2 separate regions of the Homo sapiens genome follow, and region 1 is linked to region 2. A link is a loop called in an ENCODE intact Hi-C map of the cell type or tissue named here. Cell type or tissue: B cell. All regions are shown on one strand. Each heading gives the region's core, and the rest is flanking DNA. Links, peaks and the distances in the headings are about the cores only. Region 1 has its middle 7.4 kb from the start of ASB8. Region 2 overlaps ENDOU (endonuclease, poly(U) specific).

Evidence for each region. Hi-C counts contacts between places; a loop is a spot of excess contacts. Peaks named below come from ENCODE experiments on the same cell type or tissue, not always from the same donor. Only the 100,000 strongest peaks of a DNase experiment are listed, where the experiment ranks them.
Region 1: it touches region 2 in a loop (17-fold over the local background); 23 of 110 quality-filtered maps call a loop at or near these places.

The regions. Positions count from the first base shown.
Region 1 is chr12:48,162,266-48,167,482 of GRCh38, reverse strand. No RefSeq gene overlaps it. Among named protein-coding and RNA genes, the nearest start is that of ASB8, 7.4 kb to the right of the region's middle. RefSeq lists silencers at 2,063-2,357, 2,123-2,417. In B cell, for the core only: CTCF peaks have their summits at 1,964 and 2,164 (motif pointing right); a DNase peak (open chromatin) is centred at 2,192; H3K27me3 peaks cover 247 bases.
Region 2 is chr12:47,713,190-47,718,676 of GRCh38, reverse strand. It overlaps ENDOU (endonuclease, poly(U) specific), which reads left to right. Exons shown (of 10, transcript NM_001172439.2): 3 at 483-548; 4 at 1,022-1,159; 5 at 1,619-1,787; 6 at 2,178-2,377; 7 at 5,289-5,402. The region is part of intron 1 of RPAP3-DT (RPAP3 divergent transcript); the gene reads right to left. Among named protein-coding and RNA genes, the nearest start is that of ENDOU, 9.6 kb to the left of the region's middle. RefSeq lists enhancers at 432-481, 822-941. In B cell, for the core only: CTCF peaks have their summits at 749 (motif pointing right), 950, 2,981 and 3,204 (motif pointing left); DNase peaks (open chromatin) are centred at 561, 986 and 3,186; H3K27ac peaks cover 480 bases.

The DNA.
Region 1 (5,217 bases), core at 218-5,217, 450 kb before region 2:
AATTATATTAATTATATTAATGAATTTCCTAACATTGGACCATCTTTACCTTCCCAAAACAGTTTCTACTTTGTCATGACATACTGTGCTGTCTAATTCAATTTGCTAATTTTTTTAAGCATTTCTGCCTATGATATTCATAAATGATATTGGTTTGTAATTATCTCTTTTGTATAATCTTTATTAGGTTTTGGTTTCAATGCTATATTTATGTCATTAAAAATTTTTGAATTGGGATAAGGGGTCTTCAAAGAATATCATTTTAAACCATCTTGGACACTTTTAGAAAGAGATATATATATAGGCCAGGCATGGTGGCTCATGCCTGTAATCCTAGCACTTTGGGAGGCTGAGGTGGATAGATCACCTGAGGTCAGGAGTTTGAGACCAGCCTGGCCAACATGGCAAAACCCTGTCTCTACTAAAAATACAAATATTAGCTGGGCGAGGTGGCATGCCCCTGTAATCCCAGCTACTAGGGAGACAGAGGCAGGAGAATCACTTGAACCTGGGAGGCGGAGTTTGCAGTGAACTGAGATGGCGCCACTGCACTCTAGCCTGGGCAGCAGAGCAAGACTCCATCTCAAAAAAAAAAAAAAAGAAAGAAAGATATATACACAGAGTCTCTCTCTCTCTGTTGCCCAGGCTGAAGTGCAGTGGCACCATCTCAGCTCACTACAACCTCCGCCTCCTGGGTACAAGCGATTCTCCTGCCTCAGCCTCCTGAGTAGCTGGGATTACAGGCACTCATCACCACGCCCGGCTAATTTTTGTATTTTCAGTAGAGGCAGAGTTTCACCATGTTGGCCAGGCTGGTCTCGAACTCCTGACCTCAAATGATCCACCCACCTGGGCCTCACAATGTGGTGGGATTACAGGTGTGAGCCACTGCGCCCAGCCTAGGAGTCATTCTTGACCACAATACCCTTCTCCAACTTGTAACCAATCACCAAGTTCTATCAGTCCTAACACTAAAATATTTCAAATTCACCCCCTTCTCTCCCTTTCTATGGCCACCACTCAAATCTAAGCCTGCTTGACTTTTTGTCCAGATCACTTAGGCTGCTGTTTTCTCTATTTTAATCCTTGCCTTGGCTCCACTATAATCCATTCTTCTTTAAAAAGTCAAAGTGGTCCTTTAAAAACACACATGTGGTCATGTCACTTGAATAAAACCTGTTGATAGGCTTCTTGTTCTTTTGGGATACAGTTCAGAATCCTTAACATGTCCCCCAAGACCGCACCTGATCTGGAGCCTCCCTACCTTTCCAGCTTCTTGTCTTCTCATTCTGGCCTCTTCCTTGTCTTCCAGGTTCCTAAGCTCTTTCCTCCTTAGGGTCTTTGAATACCCTGACCCTGCTCCATTGGCTGGGAGGCCCCCTCCCCACACCTCCACACCTTTGACCTGGTTGTTTCCACCCATCTTCCAGGTCTATGCTCAGGGAAGCTTTTCTTGACCTCCCAGCCTGAATTAGGTCCTCTACTGAATCATCCTATTACCCTCTCTACTATTTCTCTTTGTTTATTTGGGCACTATAACAAAAGTACTGTAAACTGGGTGTCTTGTAAACAACAGAAATTTATTTCTCACAGCTCTGGAGGCTGGGAAGTCCAAGAAATCCCAGATGTTGGTGTCTGGTGAGGCCCCACTTGCTCATAGATAGAACTTTCTCACTGTGTCCTCATATGGTGGAAGGGGCAAAGTTCCCTCTTTTAGAAGGGCACTAGTCTCATCACGAGGACTGTGCTCCTATGACCTAATAACCTCCTTCATGAAGGCCCCACCTCTTAATACTGTCACCTTGGGGGGTGGTTAGGATTTCAACATATGAACTTTGAGATGACATAAATAGTCAGTCCATTGCACTTTTCCTTTACAGAAGTCATCACTATTGTGACTATTTAGGCATACAGGTGACTATCTAATATTTGTTTCTCACATCAAACTGTAATTTTCCTAGTGATCAGGACCATATTTCTCTTGATCTTAGCTGGCTGGATCTTTAGTGTCTATCACAACAAACAGCACAGTGACAGAACTTAATAAGTATTTGTTGAATTAATGGGTGAATTAATCAATCAACCAATTAATGATATAATCAAAGACTCAATGAATGAACCAAGAACGAATCATTCAACTTTGGGCAAGAAGCAAGAAGGAGCAAATGCTCTACTTGCCCTCCAGGGGGAGACACACTCCCATTAGAAATAGCATAGACCCAGGTGAGCAGAAAATTCTGACATTGATTGTAATTTGCTTCTCAAATGGATTCAGAGAACCAGATCTTTTTTCTTTTCCTTTCTTTTCTCTTTGTCTTGCTCATAGAACTCTCCAGATTAATCTGGACCACCCAATTGTACCAAGCAAGTAGTCATTTCCTCTGTAATTTCCCTCCCCTGGACGACATTAACTCTCCTACCAGTTTGTCCCCTTCAGTCTTGATTTGCTAGGTAATTTAGCTATAAATGCCTACATTCTTGGAAAAATAGTATCATATATATATATAATTTCAGTATTATCATTAAAATTGTTATTTGTATTTTTACTGTACTTTTTTTTTCAAAATCCTTCAGGCAATTTTTCTCTATGAAGACTGAAAATGTTTTATAATTGCTCTGATAGTGGAAAATATTGGTAGACTATATGACCAAAAATAATAACAAAATATTGATTAAAAGCCAATTTTTAAAAAATAGATAATTCATAAAATTTCCCAAGCCCTGGGGAAAGTTAAAAGGAAAAAAAAAAAAGAGTAGAGTTTGGCTATTGAGCGCATGTCTGCCTCTGAGCAGTTTCTGAAAGAAGTCCTTGTTTAATCCTGATGGCATGTCTTGGGAGAGTATCCCTGCTGCACATTAATACTGTTCTTTTCTTTGCTGAATTACTTTCTCTAGTACAAGGTTTAAGCATATGAAAGGTTTCATGAGACTTACATTATGTTTCCTCTGAACTTTCTTTTTCTTTGCTCTAGTTCCAAAGCTTCCTTTTCAATTTTTCTACGTCAGGGACTAGGACATAGAGGCACTCCACTATTCCCATTTTTGGGAGATCTGTTCATTTTAGTTCAATTCCATTGTATTTATTAAATAACTATTGTGTGTTTAGAACTGTGCAATGACAAAAGAGATGAGTATAGAAATCTAAATCTCTGCTCTTTTAAAGGCGCCACAATGTAACTGGGAGGATGAGATATTTGGTAACCTCCTTGAACAAATATAAAATCATATAAAGATGACATGTCAACATTTATGTAGTTTACAAAACCACTTTTCACAAATGTGGTCTAGGTTTTATGAAATTAACTTTTGGAGTAGGTGTTAATACTCTCATCCCATTGTACAACTGAGACTCAGGTAAAGTATTACTTACTTTAGTAAGTAATTTTACTTTTACTTATAAAAGTACTTACTTTTACAAGTAAAGTAACTAGAGCTACTATCAGAACTGGAATCTTGGTCTTTATGAAGTTTGCATAATATTACATTATTTCTAAATATGAGGAATGTGCTATAAGTGATAGTCCTAAAAATTGAACAAATTCAAAGTAAAGTAAAATATTCCATTATTGAAAGAAAGCTATTTTTTCCCAACTAGCCAACTAGTCTGACACTTGGATCTTATTTTTTTACCCTATTTTGTAAACATTGACTGATTCCCTCTCTTTCCTTCACTCTTAGGGTATCTCAAACTCCCTTTTGGTTTGTTTCTTTTTCTTTGTTGATGGAGAACTTATTTGAAAGGGGTCCCTTTTTACTTAACTTGCTTTTTTCTAGGAAGGGTGTCAGGGAAACGTTGCCATCAACATTAGCCAGGCAACCCCTGATAGAGAAGGATGGGGCCTTTAAGACAGGGGAGTATTTGATAATTTCTGGCCAGAGATTTTAAAAGCTGTTGTGAAATGCTTCATGTTACCACTTAGAAGCTTGCAATGCAGAATTCCTCTCCCCCAGCACACTGTCACTCTGAAAGATCCACTCAAAATCAGGAAAGGGTATGGAGCCAGCCAAGTGAATAAAGGTTTTTTACTCCAATTAGGAGTTGCTCAAAAGCCTGTGGCCATTCAGTACTGGCAAGACTCAAAGGGCAAGACACCCAGGTCTGTAAACTGGGATACCCCGTACCCGCAGAGTCTGGATACTAATACTGCTGAACAGTGATAGCAGCAATCATTACAGGCAAAACATCATTATCAAATTTCCAGATCAAGTTTATGCCAAGGTCTGAAAATAGGAACATTCGTCATACTGTTGATCAACATCATCTAATGAGCACTTCTTGAGAGCGGAACTGGAATCAGGAGGGAAGGGAAGAAAAAAAACAGTGGCCTAAAAGTCTTATGGGAGACACAGCACACTAAAACACAAAATTCATGGAATCACTTGTAATCAAAACATCAAGAACAGAAATAACCAACTAAAATATGCAGAGATGGAATCTGAATAGTGAATGCAAGATACATGGGCTGTGATCAAAATACAAGTTTATTTTTTGTCTTTTTCCACTTTAAAAATATTTTTTTTCTTGCCGGGCATGGTGGCTCATGCCTGTAACCTTAGCGCTTTGGGAGGCCAAGGCATGGATCACTTGAGGTCAAGAGTTCAAGACCAGCCTGGCCAACATGGTGAAACCCTGTCTCTACTAAAAATACAAAAAATTAGCTGGGCATGGTGGCAGGCACCTGTAATCCCAGCTTCTCAGGAGGCAGAGGCTCGAGAATTGCTTGAACCTGAGAGGCAGAGGTTGCAGTGAGCCAAGATGGTACCACTGCACTCCAGCCTAGACGACAGAGCCAGACTCCATCTCAAAAAAACAAACAAACATTTTTTATTGGAGGATAATAATCTCCTGCTCCTGAATAGAAAATTGGGAAGATCCCCTGACTTTTTGGTCACTCTTTGATAATTGGCAATCCTTTAAGTAACAGTCACTTTAAACCAAAAAGTCTCGGCCGGCCATGGTGGCTCACGCCTGTAATCCCAGCACTTTAGGAGGCCAAGGTGGGCGGATCATGAGGTCAAGAGATTGAGACCATCCTGGCCAACATGGTGAAACCTCTTCTCTACTAAAAGTACAAAAATTAGGCAGTCATGGTGGTGCCTGCCTGTAATCCCAGCTACTCAGGAGGCTTAGGCAGGGGAATCACTTGAACCTGGGAAGCGAAGTTTGCAGTGAGCTGAGATCGTGCCACTGCACTCTAGCCTGGCAACAGAGCCAGA
Region 2 (5,487 bases), core at 300-5,299:
TTGTGGCCATTTCCAAGTGGGGCAAAGAAAGAAGGGAAGTTGGAATCTCAGGAAACAGCTCTTATTCCTTGAGGCCCTGAGAGTTTACCCTGAGCTCTGACGAGAAGTTTTTCTAGGTACAGGATGTTCCTAAGTGAGGGCTTTGTCATTAGGACAGCATCAAGCCTCTATCCATCTGTCAACTTTTGTTAAATCAGAGTTTTCATCACCGAAGTCAGAGTTTTCAATCCAGATGTGTCACCTGGGGAAATTATTTTCCTTTTTTATAAGTTTTCTATAATGTGTCTTCCATTGGAAACATCTTCCATTTTCTGTTTTCATCATCATTATTTGGTGCCTGTCCATTGGACCCCAGCCCCTGTTCAGAATTTGCTTCCAGTGCCCTTGCTTGTCCCCTGAGGCTGGGGAAACAGAGAACCAGAAACCAAGCAGCAGGGGAATTCTCAGGTTGTTGGTGACTTTATTTTTCTATCTACCTGCAGAGGACCACAAAGAGTCAGAGCCATTGCCACAGCTGGAGGAAGAGACAGAAGAGGCCCTCGCCAGCAGTGAGCCTGCCTCCCCAAAGGGGGGCCCTCAAGATAAAGCAGGAGGGACATGAGGGTGACAAGCAGGGGCGGCCATGGCAGTGGCACCAGGCCCAGGCCTCAGCCAGATGAGAGAGGCTTGTTGGATTCTGGGAACCTGGGCAGGAAGAAGCCTGGGGGGGCTCAGCCAGCCTGGGGGGCCATGGGAGGAGGGTAGCTAGGAAAGAGAGCCTGAGGCCTGGAGAGGGAAGTGGAAGAGATTTTATTTTTAGAATGAGAAGATTAGAAAAACAGCAGGCCAGAAAGTAAAGTTCGGCATCAGAAAGGACTTCCTGACTGTGAAGGGTGTGCACGAATTAGGTTTGTTTGTTTTCCTTCCCTGGAGATCTTTACTGGGCAGAGTGAAGACAGCCAGGCTAGGGAGCGACAGCCTGTGGGGCGTTCAGAGCGACCTCTAGAGGTCAGCCCGGGACACACCACCCCTCTCTTCTCAGACTTGTACTCGGCACCCACCTCCTGCCAGGGCCGCTGCTACGAAGCCTTTGACAAGCACCACCAATGTCACTGCAATGCCCGCTGCCAAGAGTTTGGGAACTGCTGCAAGGATTTTGAGAGCCTGTGTAGTGACCACGGTTAGTCTTCTGCTCCCTTAGCTAAGCTGCAGAGACAGAAGGACTTTAGAGCAGGTTCTCAACATGTGGTCCCTGGACCAGCAGCTTCAGCAATGTCTGAGAACTTGTTAGAAACACAAACTCTGGGGCTTCACTCCGGGCCTACTTAATTAGAAACTCTAGGGATGGGACTCACTGTCCTGTACTACCAGGGCCTCCAGGTGGTTCTGATGCATGCTCAAGCGTGAGACCCCTTCTAGGGGGAAGGGGCGGGGGACATTCTGTGGGCAATGCCGTGTGGTGATTTTACACGTCCTTTAGGCTCTGGGCCCCTGTCCACCACTAGGGTGTCCAACTGTGGCCCCCCTCCCTCCTTGCTGGCTTCTTGAAGGTGCCCAGGAGGGGAGGTACACAGATAATTTCCTGCCCGCCCCCCTTTCCCTCTGGCTCTGAGGCCACCCCTCTTCCAATTCCTCCCAGAGGTCTCCCACAGCAGTGATGCCATAACAAAAGAGGAGATTCAGAGCATCTCTGAGAAGATCTACAGGGCAGACACCAACAAAGCCCAGAAGGAAGACATCGTTCTCAATAGCCAAAACTGCATCTCCCCGTCAGAGACCAGAAACCAAGTGGATCGCTGCCCAAAGCCGTGAGTTCCCACAATTCCTCTTTCTACCCCCTAAATCTTGCCCCTATCCTTGCTTCTTTCGATGTCTCGACTTTTTATCCTCAAGTCAGGCACGATCAAAGGGAGAGCAGAAAAAAAATAGTTCTCCAGAGACAAAGCCATCTTGAGGGACTGTGGATATCCAGTTGGGAGGGTTTCTGTGATTGGCCAGGCTGAGGATAGAACAGCTCTTCCAAAACATGAGGTGGAAGAAAAGTGACCTGATGTGTGACTTTCAAGAGTACCCGAAGTGCCCCCTCGGCTCCTGAACCCAGCCCTCGCCTGTCTGCCCCTGGCCTGTCTAGAAGTCTCTGGAGGGGTCGCTGCCCTGTGTTTGGGGCTCTCAGTGGGGCTCCCCTCTGCCTCCCCCAGACTCTTCACTTATGTCAATGAGAAGCTGTTCTCCAAGCCCACCTATGCAGCCTTCATCAACCTCCTCAACAACTACCAGCGGGCAACAGGCCATGGGGAGCACTTCAGTGCCCAGGAGCTGGCCGAGCAGGACGCCTTCCTCAGAGAGATCATGAAGACAGCAGTCATGAAGGAGCTCTACAGCTTCCTCCATCACCAGAGTGAGTGAGCACCCCCAGGCCCCAGAGCGCATGAGTCTGTCTGAGCGAAGCCAGGTGGGCGGGGGAGGGGAAGGTTAGGAGGGCAGGTGAGGAGGCGGTGGGGACTCTGTGGAGGTCAGTGTACATCTGGGAGGGATGAGGGATGAGGCCAGGGGGAAGCCAAGGAGAGGTTAGGAACCCAACCAGGAGCTGGCACATCCTCTGGCTGGCTGGCTTGGATATCACCCCACCTTTGACTTCATGTTAACTGCCTCATGCACGCCCACCCTCTGCTACAGTCTCAGGGTTCTCTGCCAGGTGTGAGCCTCCCCTCACATCCCACCCCCACCCAGAGCACGTCTCAGCCACCTCCGCGATCCTGGAGTCAGCACCATGTTTCAGACAGGTAGAGTCGCTGACTCTACTCCCTCCTCCCGCAATAAAGTCCAGGAATCGGGTTGGCTGAGTCCACCTTTTGGCTGGGGAAACAACATCAGAGAATCAACAAAGGTTCAGAGCGGGAAGTCCTATCGGGAAGAGTTGTGGTTGGAAAGCCTCCAGGTAGAGACACATTTGAGTCAGACCAAAAAAGATTTTGGCCGCAGGACTTCTTGGCATGGAGTTGTGTTTGTTACTGTCCTGCAGATTCCTTTCCCAACTCCAGGCAGCTGGGCTTTGTCTCAGGGGTGGCTCTGTCCGGGTCTTCCCTCGTTGTCCCTGAGAGTGCCTTGGCTCAGAGCTGCTGCCTCCCTTAAGAGTTGGTGACACTGTTTTTAGGTAAAGTGACAGCGACACAAGAGTGACTCTATGAAGAAGTTGCAATCCTGTGCTGCCCCCTGGCGTTCTCTTCGTAGTAAATACACAAGAGAATCTTGGAGGTCTAGACTGAGCAAGGGCTTTTCAAATGAGAGAAACGGAGGCCAGACAGGCTAGACTTATCTGAGGCCACAAATGAGTTGGAAGCGGAGCTGGGGCTGGAACTCAGGGTTCCGATGCCAAGGCCAGGCTGTCCCGTTACTAACTCTCTCCTCACCTCTCTCCTTGTCCAAATCCCACTTATCCTTAAAGTTCTATGATAATTCATATCCCACCGCATTTGTGAAGGCTGCACCTGCCCCAGCTCACTCTGGCTTTCGGCACCTCTGCAGAGTTTGGAGTGTGGTCCACAATAGCCTTGGGCCAGAGAGACTTGGTTTAAATCTTGGCTCTGCCACTTGCTAGTGACTTGACCCTGGGCAATTTATTTGACCTCTCTGGGACTTCCCTTTGAAATGGGGTTTTTGAGGATGACTGCTTATAAAGCACCCAGTAGAAAGCCTGGCACTCAGTCCTTGCTCAGTAAGGGGAACTATTCAGTGTGTGAAACCATTCTCTGTTATTTTATGTAGTCTTGTTTTCCAAATGTGTTTTAAGTCCTGGAAAGGAAGGAATATGTCTGGTATCTCTTTTGTATTCACCATATAAAATTGTGGGCAGTAAACAGTCAATCTTTGATGGTTCCCTCATTGAAATCTCCAGCCCTGAACTTTCCCAAGGGCCTTCTCAACATCTTCCACTTAGCTATCTAACTGATATTCACACAGAACCTAGTGTAGAAATAATTTTTGGTTCCCATCAAAAATACCTGCTCCTCTCTGGGTCTTCCCCATTTCATAAATGGCGGGCATAACCCATCCGGTTGCTCAGGCCAAAAGCCTAGTAGTTAGATGTAATTGTTCTCTTTACCTCAAAGTTCCCTACTCCCATCTCCTCCATCAGTAATGTAATGTCCATCACTCCCACTTCAAAATATGTCCTGGGCCTACTGCTTCTCTCTCCTCCTCCGGAGTTAACACCACCATCTAAGCCCCATCAACTTCTTACGTAGACAAAGCATGAGCCTCAAGACTGGTCTCTCTGCTTCCACTCATACCACCCCATTGCCTTTTTAACATACACAGCCAGGGTGATCTTTTAAAAGGTCCTATCATACAATTCCCCTGCTTAAAATCCTTCAGTGGCTCTGCACTACCAAGAAGCTATAGAGTTGTTAAAGAGATTGGTCTCTGGAGCTAGACTGAGTGGACTCAAGTGCTGTCTCTACCTTTCATTAACTGTGATCTTGCATGAGTTTTATACTTTGTCCGTCTCAGTTTCTTCATTTCTAAGTTGGGGATAATTAGTACCAAGCTTATATGAAGATTCAACGTGAGGATTCAGTGTTACATTGAAAGCACTTAAAATGGCAGGCACTAGGTGGACAGAAAGCAATTAGTAAATCTAAAACATTTTTTGTTTTATTTCTATTTGCCTGAGACCTGACCTTCTTGCCATGGCTTGAAGGATCTGACCCTTGGCTGCTTCTCAAACCTCCTCTCCTACCACTCTCCCCTCCTGCTCCAGCCTCACTGACTTCTTTTAGTTCTTTGAGTAGCAAACTCAAGTCTGCCTGGAGCCTTTGCTCTTGCAGTTCCCTCTACATGGAGGAATCTTCCCCACAGATCTTTGTGTAGCAAGTTCCTTATCCTTCAGCTCTCTGATCAGTGCTACCTTTTCACAGAGGCCTTTCTGATGTTCCTTTCTAGAAGACCCCCCCCCCCCGCCAACTTATGTGCCAGCCCTTTCCCGTCATTACGGGCTACTTTGCTTCATAGCACTGATCTGAAATCATATTTCTTATTGTTTACTTATTATTTGACTCCTCCAGTGGAATGTAATATAGATAGAGACCGTGTCCTTGCTATTCCCAGCTGAATCCTCAGCCTTTAGATCTGGATTTGGCACAAAATAGGCATCCCATAGATAATCATTGAATTAACAGCCGAACACATTTGTTGATTGAACCCACATGTTTCTTGACGTGTGGGAGCAAGTAGCTCTTCAGGTCTCTGTTTAGCGCTCCCAGGACCTGGCCCTGCCTCCCCTCTCCAAAACCCTTTGTGTTCCTCTGCAGATCGCTATGGCTCAGAGCAAGAGTTTGTCGATGACTTGAAGAACATGTGGTTTGGGCTCTATTCAAGAGGCAATGAAGAGGGGGACTCGAGTGGCTTTGAACATGTCTTCTCAGGTGGGAGCACTTTTCTTGGAAAGAAAGAGTTGGAGGGATGAAGAGGAATGGCTTTGCTCAGGAGCAGGGCAGCCCTGGGTGTGGA